Linked DNA regions of Homo sapiens: region 1 is linked to region 2. Evidence: chromatin contacts called from ENCODE Hi-C data. All regions are on one chromosome and are shown on one strand. Each heading gives the region's core, a stretch centred on a gene start or an enhancer-like site at or near the end of the contact. The rest is flanking DNA. Distances are from core to core; before and after follow the strand shown.

Region 1 (6,173 bases), core at 3,606-6,105, 610 kb after region 2:
TTTAACACAAGAGAGTTCACGATAATCAGCTTCACTATGGAAATAGCTCTAATGAAGGCCGAATCATGGTTCTTCAAGAAGCCACTTGGTAAGAGATGAGGAGGGTTGTCTTATGATGGTAATTTAGGAATAATGTGGCAGAGTTAAAAAACATTAATTCATAGTATATTTGAAATGTGGTGTTAGAGTGCCATCTAGTGGACTAGAATAACAGTTCTCTATGGAGGAAAACGCTTCCTGAAAGCCAGAGGTTCAGACCTTGAATATTGGAGCTGAAAAGGGCCTTAGAAATTATCTGTCCACCCATCTCATTTTACACATGGGGAAACTGAGACCCAGAGGGATGAAGGACTTAGTCAAGATCACACAGCTAGTTAGAGGCAAAACTGGGACTAGAACCCAGATCTCCCAAGGTCCTGTCTATTTTACTGCACTGCTGCTTAGAGTCCAAAGGGGCCAGGCGTGGTGGTTCATGCCTGTAATCCCAGCACTTTGGATGGGAGGATCACTTGAGGCCAGGAGTTCAAGACCAGCCTGGGCAACATGGAGAAACTCCGGCTCTACTAAAAATAGAAAAATTAGGCCAGGCGCGGTGGCTCACGCCTGCAATCCCAGCACTTTGGGAGGCCGAGGCGGGTGTGGATCACAAGGTCAGGAGTTCAAGACCAGCCTGGCCCAAATGGTGAAACCCTGTCTCTACTAAATATACAAAAATTCGCCGGGTGTGGTGGCGGGCGCCTGTAGTCCCAGCTACTCAGGAGGCTGAGGCAGGAGCATTGCTTGAACCTGGGAGGTGGAGGTTGTGGTGAGCCGATATTGTGCCATTGCACTCCAGCCTGGGTGACAGAGTAAGACTCCGTCTCAAAAAAAAAAAAAGAAAAGAAAAATTAGCTAGGCGTGGTTGTAGTGAGCTGAGGTAACACCATTGCACTCCAGCATGGGCAACAGAGCGAGACTCCATCTCAAAAAAAAAAAAAAAAGAGACCAGCCTGGTCAACACAGCGAGACCCCATCTCTACTTCTTATAAATTAAAATTGTTTATTGAAAAAAAAAAAAGTGTCGAAAGGAAGAGGAAACTGAGAGCTTTGATGAGGTCTCCAGACACTCTGGTCAGTGTTAAATCTTAAGGGGTAGAAAAGATCAAAAGAGTCTAAATTGTCTTGGAGACATAGCTCTTATACATTTATAGTTCTAATTTTTAAGAATTACAACATTTTGTTTCTATGAAAAGATTTTATATACATATATACTATGGAAGATTTAGAGACTAGAAAAGTATAAAGAGGAAAATAAAACTTACCTATAGTTTAGAAAGCAGGTAGCAAAAACAGCATGTATAACATGCTCTCTTTCCAGATTTGTTAATGTACATATAGTAGTAATTTTATTTTTTTCTTTATGCTTCTCTGTCTTTCAGATATTCTGCATTCAGTATGTGCTGCTTTTGCAGTTAAAAAGTGTGAAGATGCATAATCCCACTGATCAGAAACCATCATTAATTAATACTACCATTTTGATGTATTTCCAGGGGTTCTCCCCCACCCCCTTTTTTTGGAAACACAGTCTTGCTCTGTTGTCCAGACTGGAGTGCAGTGGTACGATATGGGCTCACTGCAACCTCCACCTCAGCCTTCCAAAGTGCTAGGATTACAGGCGTGAACCACTGTGCCCAGCCATATATATATATATATTTTTTAGGATAATTCTGCTTTGTCTGCTTTCTTCACTTAAATATAAGAACATGTTTATGATATATTCTTAAAATATAACTTTCAATAATGCATTTTTATAAGTACAGTATTCATTTTCAATTTTTCACTATTATAAATTAATTTGATGATCTGGTATAAGAACACTAATGATTAGTTTGTTCTTCTAAAACAGAACATTAGCCAGATATCAATGATGTAAAGAATTTGGCTATGATAGATTTTACCTCTTAGATCTTGATGTTAAACTGGTCTGAACTAATGACAGGCTGTTCATCTGGTAGCATTTACATCTAGTGATTTACTTACTGTAACAGCAGATGACAAATTTAGTGCCAAAGCATCATTTTTTTTTTCTTTTATTTTTGAGACAGAGTCTCGCTCTCTTGCCCAAACTGGAGTGCAGTGGCACGATCTCAGCTCACTGCAACCTCCCAGGTTCAAGCGATTCTCCCGCCTCGGCCTCCCAAGTAGCTGGGATTACAGGTGGGCACCACCACGCCCGGCTAATTTTTTTTTTTTGTATTTTTAGTAGAAACAGGGTTTCACCATGTTGGCCAGGCTGATCTCGAACTCTTGACCTCAGGTGATCCACCCGCCTCGGCCTCCCAAAGTGCTGGGATTACAGGTGTGAACCACCGCACCTGGCCCAAAGCATCTTGAAAAGTATTCTCTTTCTTTAATATAATGCCCTGCCATTCTTACCTAGTGAGAATATAGAACCTAAGTTTTACCTTACTGGGGAAGAAGCTCATATAATCATATGCAGAACATCCAAGGGAGAGTTAACTATTCCTATCTTTATCTTTTTTCCTGTAGCTTCATAAACAAGCAGATATGCAAGAAGAGAAAAACCGAATCGAAAGAGTCCTTGGCGCTACTCTTTTGCCTGACCTGATTCAAAAAGTCCTCACGTTTGCACTTTCAGTAAGTTACGGTGAAAACTGCATTTAGAAGTGAATCGTTACCCATCTCTGAGAAGTGTCTCTGATTCAGCTCTGATCCTCTTGAGCTGCCTTAACCCTAACTAAAGCTTCCTTTTCCAGAGTAACTGGCTTGAGTTTTTGTTACTGACTTCTGTTTTTCTCCCACTAGTGGCGAGAATCAGAATAGTTGGGAGAGTAAACAAATTGTCTCTCCAGAATGGAAACTATGAGGACAGGGACTCTTGAAAACTGGGAAACTGGCTTATGCCTTTGCTTACTTTGTGTCTCTTCCTTTCTTAAACCTATAGGCTCCTAAGCAAGTATCTGTTGAGCAGTCTGTCTGTCTGAACCTGTCTCAGTACCTCATTCTCATTTTGGTTATCTTTAGCTTAAACATTATCTTCTTTGCTGAGAACTTCTGGTTCCAGTTATTCCTAAAACAAGGAATAAGTGTCTTCAGTGTGATTACTTCAGTGTCACAGTATGGTGCACTTTCTGGTACCAGAATATGTTTTTGATACACTAGACTTTTAGCTCTCTTTCTTTTTTTAGGAAGAGGTACGTCCACAGGACACTGTATCGGTAATTGGTGGAGTAGCTGGAGGCAGCAAGCATGGTAGGAAAGCTGCTTGGAAATTCATAAAGGACAACTGGGAAGAACTTTATAACCGATACCAGGGAGGATTCTTAATATCCAGACTAATAAAGGTATGTGAAAAACTTTGAGTAGCTTGCTAATCATGGATATTATTTAGTGACATCCATGATTCACTACACCCATACATTGTGGTCTTTGCTCTTTAAATGTTTCCTGTGGCCAGGTGCAGTGGCTCACGCCTGTAATACCAGCACTTTGGGACGCCGAGGTGGGCAGATCACCTGAGGTCGGGAGTTCGAGACTATCCTGGCCAACATGGTGAAATCCTGTCCCTACTAAAAATACAAAAATTAGCTGAGCGTGGTGGTGTGTGCCTGTAATCCCAGCTACTTGGGAGGCTGAGGCAGGAGAATCGCTTGAACCTGGGAGGCAGAGGTTGTGGTGAGCCGAGATGAGGTCATTGCACTCCAGCCTGGGCAACAAGTGTGAAACTCCGTCTCAAAAAAAAAAAAGTTTCCTTAAATAGTTACTGGCTTTATTTAAGGACTTCTCCATCTCCCATCACACATCCTTTATAACAGACTGAAGTTGGCAGAGAACAGAATGATTTATTTTTAGGGTAAATGGAAGTTTGTTCTCAGCCTCTTGGTTTCACTTACTGTTTAAAACCATTGTTTTGCAGCTATCAGTTGAGGGATTTGCAGTTGATAAAATGGCTGGAGAGGTTAAGGTAAGGAAAATACTGTTTACTCTTCACTTTTCAGTCTAGTAAGTAAAAACAATAACCTGGTTGTAATTATAGTGTTGGGATAATGTACTGTAGCATCTCTGTGTTTTTGTTTAGAGAAAGACATCATGCAGGGCTGTATAGGCCATATTAAGAATTTCCTAAAAATGGCCAGGCATGGTAGCTCACATCTGTAATCTCAGCACTTTGGGAGGCCGAGGTGGGTGGATCACCTGAGGTCAGGACTTCAAGACCAGCCCGGGCAACATGGTGAAACCCCAAATTAGCTGGACATGGTGGTGCACGCCTCTAATCCCAGCTACTCGGGAGGCTGAGGCAGGAGAATTGCTTGAGCCCGGGAGGTGGAGGTTGCAGTGAGCTGAGATCGTGCCATTGCACTCCAGCCTGGGTGACAGAGCGAGACTCCTGTCTCAAAAAAAAAAAAAAAAAAAAAAGTCCTAAAAATGGAAAGCCTTCGAATGGTTTATAAACAAGGCAGTGCCTTGATCTGATTTGTGTTATAAAAATTTCAGTCTGGCTGCAATGTGGATAATAGTTTGGAATGGGGAAGAGAAGATGTTGGGAAGCTAACTCTCCTAGCAAGAATGATAGAATAGCTTACAGTAGGGTAGTGGCAGTAGTGGAGGAGATGGAATAATGGAGATTCAGGGGCTTGAATTTGTTAACCATTTAGTTCAACAATATTTATTGATTGGCTTCTCTGTTGTGAGCATATCTGGGAGAGGAAGAAAAACAAGCCAGGATAATCCCCAGGTTTCTGGTGTATAAATGTTGGTACTACTCTGCGATGGAATGGAAAAAGACTTGAGGCCCTGAGAACTGAACCATGATTAGGAGCCTTGGAACAGTAGCAATTGTCATCTGTGTAAATAAGGTTATTGATTTCTAAAAGGTCTATGTTTAATCAGATGGATTAGTCATTCTGTCTTTCACACCTGTGGTGACTAATTCAAAGGAAAAGCCCTATCATTTTGCCAGCTGGTGTTTAAGAGTTGCTTTGTTTTCTGTGAAACCAGGTGTACTGCATTAGAAAAGTTTATTCAACTTTTAATCATTAAGCATTGTGATAAATTGTAAACTTAGAAATTGTTTGGTTTACTGTATTAAAAATGTTGGATTCCTGTAATTCCAGCATTTTGGGAGGCTGAGGTGGGAGGATTGCTTGAGTTCAAGAGTTCAAGACCAGTCTGGGCAACATGGTAGGACCCCATCTCTACAAAAAGGAAAAAACAATTTGGCCTGGGAGTGCACGCTTGTGGTCCCAGCTACCCAGGAAGTTAAGGTGGGAGGTTTACTTGAGCCCAGAAGGTTGAGGCTGTGATGAGCCATGATCGTTTCATTGCACTCTAGCCTGGGCAACAGAGTGAGACCCTGTCTCAAAAAAAAAAAAAAAAAAAAGACCATGGGGTGTTAAATTATTAGGGCATAGCAGCAATTTAAACTTCTTTGTATTATCATCCCTTACAAATTAATCTTTATTTGAAGCAGCCAAAATGTGTTGAATCCTTAAGTACTCTGTGCTAGGTATTTTGTCAAATGTTTATATGGATTGTCTCTTTAATCTTCTGGAGTAGATATTTTCTCATAGTTGAGAAAACTGAGACTTAGAGCAGTTAATTTTCTCACAGTCACAAGCTAGTACATGACTAAGCCTGGATTCAGGTTCCAAGTCTTCATTCCAAAGACTATATTTACCACTACACAATTAGCCTAAAAGAAAGGCAGTAGGTTCTGTCTCTTTATTAACTTTTGATTAGGTTGTTAAGCATATAATTAAGGGGAGAATTCCTATATGCAGGTCCAAGGAGTTGCTTGTTTTCTTTTAGCCTGAGGGTGGCAGTGGTAAATTCTCATGCCTGAAGATTATGCATCCTTCATATAGACCAGTGGGTATTTTTTCATAACCTGTAATATTAACTTCTTATTGCTAGTAATGATCCTGCATTCTGGGTTGTTTTATACCAGGCTTTCTTCGAGAGTCACCCAGCTCCTTCAGCTGAGCGTACCATCCAGCAGTGTTGTGAAAATATTCTGCTGAATGCTGCCTGGCTAAAGCGAGATGCTGAGAGCATCCACCAGTACCTCCTTCAGCGGAAGGCCTCACCACCCACAGTGTGAATCCTGAGGTGCCGCCATTGGCGGTTCTGCTGCTTCGCTGCAGGGATAAGGTGGAGCTACCGAACAGCTGATT
Region 2 (5,425 bases), core at 2,876-5,375:
TGTCTCTACTAAAAATACAAAAATTAGCCAGGTGGGTGGCAGGCGCCTGTAATCCCAGCTACTTGGGAGCCTGAGGCAGGAGAATTGCTTGAACCCGAGAGAAGGAGGTTGTGGTGGGCCAAGATTGCACCATTGCACTCCAGCTCTGCAACAGAGCGAGACTCCATCTCGGAAAAAAAATTTTTTTTTCCCTCTGTTTTCTACAGCAGTTTATTTACAGAAGCATATTTTCCCAGTCCTGTCCTTCGAGCTGGCAAGAGGAGCCCCTGACTGGGCCCTGAAATTTAGAGAACTCTACATACAAAAAATAAAATAAATTAATTAATTAAGGACTGCAGGGCCGGGTGCAGTGGCTCATGTCTGTAAATCCTAGCACTTTGGGAGGCAGATCACCTGAAGTCAGGAGTTCGAGACCAGCCTCGCCAACATGACAAAACCCCGTCTCCACTAAAAATACAAAAATTAGCCAGGTGTGGTGGTGCATGCCTGTCATCCCAGCTACTCGGGAGGCTGAGGCATGAGAATTGTTTGAATCCGGGAGGCAGAGGTTGCAGTGAGCAGAGATCGCACCACTGCACTCCAGCCTGGGTGACAGAGCAAGACTCTGTCTCAAATAAATAAATAAAGGCCAACAGGATGCCTCTGCTAGTCTGGATCTGGTGCCTGGCATTGGCGCAGCACCACCTAACCCTATGCATCCTCTCTTGACTGACAATGTTCAGGCCCCAGAGACGTGCTTCTTCACACCTTATCTTCGGTCTATGGGAAAAATAACTACATCTAAATGTTGAATGGGGCCTCTGCCAGGCACTATTTTGAAAGTACACAGAAGCTGTGGGCAGAAAAGGACTTAGATAAAAGACAAGTTAATGTATCTACCAGATCTTTCCTCTCAGATAGTGTGAATACAATCGATTCAAACATTATGAAGTACCATTTCCGAATAGTGCTGAGAATACAATTTCTTCTTGTTTTTGTGCTCCTATTCATGGTTCCAGAGGTTCTCAAGAGTTAGCACAGTATTTGCCTCAGTTGCATAGAAGCTGAGGAAAAGTTTGCAGTATTAACCCTTTTCCCATTTAGGAAAAAAAGGGCAGCTCACTGCCAGTGCTCATTTAATTTTACAGAAACCTGCTCTTTGAGGCTGAAGCAAATCTGATTTTCTTTCTTTTTTTTCTTTCTCTTTTCTTTTCCTTCGACAGAGTCTTGCTCTGTTGCCGAGGCTGGAGTGCGGTGTTGTGATCTTGGCTCACTGCAACCTCCGCCTCCTGGGTTCAAGCAATTCTCCTGCCTCAGCCTCCCAAGTAGCTGGGATTACAGGTGCCTGCCAGCACAGCCAGCTAATTTTTGTATTTTTTAGTAGAGATGAGGTTTCACCATGTTGGCCAGGCTGGTCTGGAACTCTGACCTCAGGTGATCCACCTGCCTCTGCCTCCCAAAGTGCTGGGATTGCAGGCGTGAGCCACTGCGCCTGGCCGCAAATATGAATGGTTTTCAGTTTGAAAATAAAATATAAAAACTGCTATTGGAATTATTTCTAAACAGAACTAACATCAGAATCATCTGAATCATCAGAATAGTCTATTCTGGAAAATCAGATACATCAAATGAATCTTTGGCCAATAACTGTTCGAGAATGATGTTAGTATCACGTGTAGGAATGCTACATTTTCTAGGATTTGATATTTTCAGCTTGAACAATTAATGTATTTTGTAAATGGAAATCCCGCCACTAAAAACACAATGCTATAAATAGAATAATATTTTTTGTTTCCAAAGTGGATATACTAGAGTGATGCAAAAATAATAATAAAGCGAGATATTTTGTGGCAAAGTTACCTTGGGGAAAACGCCGCAGCTGCAGGTGCCACCAGTGAGTCTTCTCTGGGCAAATGAGAAAAGGATTAAATAAATCACATTACACATTACTCTTAAATTTGTATCTATGTCTAGCCCTCAGACAAACAGTGATGCTTATTCTTTGCATTGGCAATGAGGTGGTCATTGAATGCTAGAATTATGAATTTTAATTTCATAAAATTTAATTAAGTTTTCAAAAATCAAAATAAAATGGATTTATTTCAATCATTTTGATGTACAAATTTAATTAATTTTTTTTTTTTTTTTTGAGACAGAGTCTCACTCTGTTGCCCAGGCTGGAGTGCAATGGCGCAATCTCGGCTCACTGCAAGCTCTGTCTCCTGGGTTCATGCCATTCTCCTGCCTTAGCCTCCCGAGTAGCTGGGACTACAGGCACCCACCACCATGCCCGGCTAACTTTTTGTATTTTTTAGTAGAGACGGGGTTTCACCGTGTTAGCCAGGATGGTCTTGATCTCCTAACCTCGTGATCCGCCCGGCTTGGCCTCCCAAAGTGCTGGGATTACAGGTGTGAGCCACCACGCCTGGCCCAAATTTGATTAATTCCAATTTGTATGTTGCATATTGGTTTAATAGATACTTATTTTTTTTTTTTTGAGATGGAGTCTTGCTCTGTCGCTCAGGCTGGAGTGCAGTAGCACAATCTTGGCTCACTACAGCCTCCACCTCCCGGGTTCAAGCAATTCTTCTGCCTCAGCTTCCCAAGTAGCTGGGACTACAGGCATACCACCATGCCTGGCTAGTTTTTTTTTTTGTTTTGTTTTGTTTTTTGTATTTTTAGTAGAGATGGGGTTTCACAATATTGGCCAGGCTGGTCTCAAACTCCTGATCTCATAATCTGCCTGCCTTGGCCTCCCAAAGTGCTGGGATTATAGGCGTGAGCCACTGTGCCCAGCAATAGATACTTTTCAATATTTGAAAAGAATATTGTTTGAGATTCTGACAAAATTAAATTTTTTACATAAAAATATTTTTGATTAAAATATTAAGATATTTGTACTTTGAATATGACTGTTTTAATCCTTACATGTATTTTAAATCTTGACAATAATAACATAATTGATTTTGCTGAAAGGAAGATAAGAAAAATAAATTTCATGGAATACTTTCAGTAATTTATAAATTACACATTTCTTTATTTTATTACTCGCTTCAATATGAGGAATTGCTTGAACCTGGGAGGCAGAGGCTGCAGTGAACTGAGATCACATCACTGCACTCCAACTGGGGCAACAGAGTGATATTCCATCTCAAAAAAAAAAAAGCAAAGAAATTGTATGATCTTTGACATTTTGCTAACTTTCTGTTATCTACAAATCATAGCTTCATACACATCTAAAAAATTTTATCCTTTTAAAGGAATATTTGTCAGGGGCTGAGGCTAGAATATACTTTATTTAACACCCTGTTAGTTTAATTTATAACTTGCAAATATTTAGACAGACGGCCTGTGGCATCCATCTGTCCTCTTGCCCTGAGCCGCACATCCAGACTTGACTCATGGGCCCCAGCTTGGCTTTTCCAGTTCTTTGAATGGATAGGAATCTACCCAGAGCTCATGTTTGTCATAGCTGGGGAGCTGGGGGTGGAGGGTCCCTCTGGTCCCCCTTTGAATGCTGCAGACACCATCTTCTCTCAGATTTTAAGCTGCAGAGACCAAATTTCCAGCATGTGGTCCTGAGCTATGGAAACTTCTCCTCCTGCCCAGGACTCTCACTCTACAGAGACGCATTCATTCAGGTCCCTGAAGCCCCTGTAGAGTTTTGGCCATAAATGGTTCCTCATAAAGTGGTGCCCCCAGGAGCTCAGCCTCCGCCCCCACGCCCCGGCAGGCCTCCTGTCCCAGGGCGCCATGTGCTGCTGCCCTGCTGGGATGAGAAGTCTGGAGGGCACGGGGCAGCATTGCCCACTTAGAAGTCCCTTGTACTTTCTTTCTGCCAGATGCTGCCGCGCTGTTTCGGAGGGAAGAGTGGGCCAGCAGTAACAAAATGTTTCCTCCCTTGCACCTTTTTCGCTACAGTTGGTAGAAACTTCTCCCAGACTTCCTTGGTGACTAATGGTGTTGGGATGTTGTGGCCTTCGCCGGGAGGGGACAAGTTGTCAGCTCACAGTTTCACAGATGGTTGACCGATGCTGACTGTAGCTGGCAGGTCTCTTTTGGCTGCAAGTGACAGAAACCCAACTCAAACTTGTTCGCAAGTAGGGACATTTATTGTTTCTCAGAATTGAAGGAAGGGGAAGGGTGAGTCTGGGTCCCAGAAGGGGTGGACCGTGGGATTGGAATCCCATCCAGACTCCACTCCCTCTTCACAGAAGCTTAGCGCCTCAGATGGGCTGTGTCCTCTGGCCCCGCACACATGGGCTTCCTGTTGGGAGCTGAGCAGCTCCACCAGCTTCCACTTGCAAATGTAGCGACTGGTGCACAAGTGTTCCTATGCATATGGGGGGTGACAGGAGGCAGGGCCCTGGGACTGGCAGCCCCTGCCTAAAACCCCATGAGAGAAGGAGTTCCCCCAAAGGTGGTGCTGTTCCCAGAAAGGAAGGGAACAGCCCGTGCTCTCCACCCTGTCCTGCTTGGCCATTTTCTTCACAGATGTCACCTGTCCTTCCAGGCACAGCTGCTATTTCTGCCTGATGCTTGGCCAGTTTGCATGGTTAAAACCAGCATATTTCCAGGAGATGGATAATGTCACAGAACTGGGGTTCCAGAAGGCTGGGGTGGTCCAGCACTCCCACCTTCTTTAGAACATGGAGAGCTGTTAGTTGGGCAGGGCTGAAGCTTAGGTGGCGAGGAACAGGAGGCTCCTACTGCAGACAGCCTTGTTCTTCGGATCCTCCCAGAAATCCCTAGGCCACCTGGAACCCGGGGTCAGAGAGGGATGGGAGAGAAGTAGGCTATGAAAGGGGGTGGGAACACACCTTCTGGAACCACTGTCTTCCTTGAGAAAACCCCGAGAGGGGGCGTAATGGGCAGGGATGGACCTTCCTCCTTCCCGAGGCTCAGTGACACTTATCTCTGAGGGACCCTCCTGAGGCAGTGTGGGGTGGATTGTTGTTTGTCCGAAATTCTGGGATCTTGTAAATTTTATTTGCTAAATTTTATCAGCTCTAGGGGTAGGAGGATGAGAGGAGCAAAAGAATGGTCCCAAGCTCAGGCTGGTGTGGAGTGAGTCTTAGACAGAAAAAGAGACCAGAGAGGAAACAAGCCCACAAGGGTAGCCATCCTGTCCAACCGGAAGCCGCCTGACACTTGAAGGCGATGGATGGAAGAACTCAGCCCTCTGCCTCCTTAGCAACATACACCTACTTTAAGGGGAAAGACACACCTTCCCTCAGTGACAGAAACAGCCCCAGATTTTCAGATTTATCAAAAGTATATTTTTTCCAGGATGGGTGTAGTGGCTTACACCTGTAATCCCAGCACTTTGGGAGGCAAGGTGGGTAGATCACTTGAGATCAGGAGTTTGAGACCAGTCTGGCCAACATGGTGAAACCCCATCTCTACTAAAAATACAAAAATTAGCCAGGTGTGGTGGTGGGTGCCT

Evidence for each region. Hi-C counts contacts between places; a loop is a spot of excess contacts on that map. Pooled maps may share reads with other maps.
Region 1: a map with no recorded cell type shows a loop between it and region 2 (5-fold over the local background). The contact joins two enhancer-like sites. A Hi-C loop is called at or near these places in 1 of 168 maps with a recorded cell type or tissue (CD8-positive, alpha-beta T cell), 1 of 37 single-sample maps with no recorded cell type and 7 of 50 pooled maps.

The regions. Positions count from the first base shown.
Region 1 is chr17:47,615,821-47,621,993 of GRCh38, forward strand. NPEPPS (aminopeptidase puromycin sensitive) reads left to right here. Exons shown (of 23, transcript NM_006310.4): 20 at 2,530-2,637; 21 at 3,189-3,344; 22 at 3,917-3,964; 23 at 5,948-6,173. The coding sequence ends at 6,100. KPNB1-DT (KPNB1 divergent transcript) reads right to left here. Exons shown (of 4, transcript NR_171700.1): 4 at 5,707-6,173. Among named protein-coding and RNA genes, the nearest start is that of KPNB1-DT, 31 kb to the right of the region's middle. RefSeq lists an enhancer at 161-662. Within about 2 kb of position 4,856, at least 18 of the 41 ENCODE cell types and tissues checked have a DNase peak (open chromatin) inside an H3K27ac peak, as active enhancers do.
Region 2 is chr17:47,006,001-47,011,425 of GRCh38, forward strand. LOC101927060 (a long non-coding RNA gene) reads right to left here. Exons shown (of 9, transcript XR_243711.6): 6 at 1,840-1,884. It also overlaps a transcript of LRRC37A2 not described here. Among named protein-coding and RNA genes, the nearest start is that of RPRML, 29 kb to the left of the region's middle. Within about 2 kb of position 4,126, at least 2 of the 41 ENCODE cell types and tissues checked have a DNase peak (open chromatin) inside an H3K27ac peak, as active enhancers do.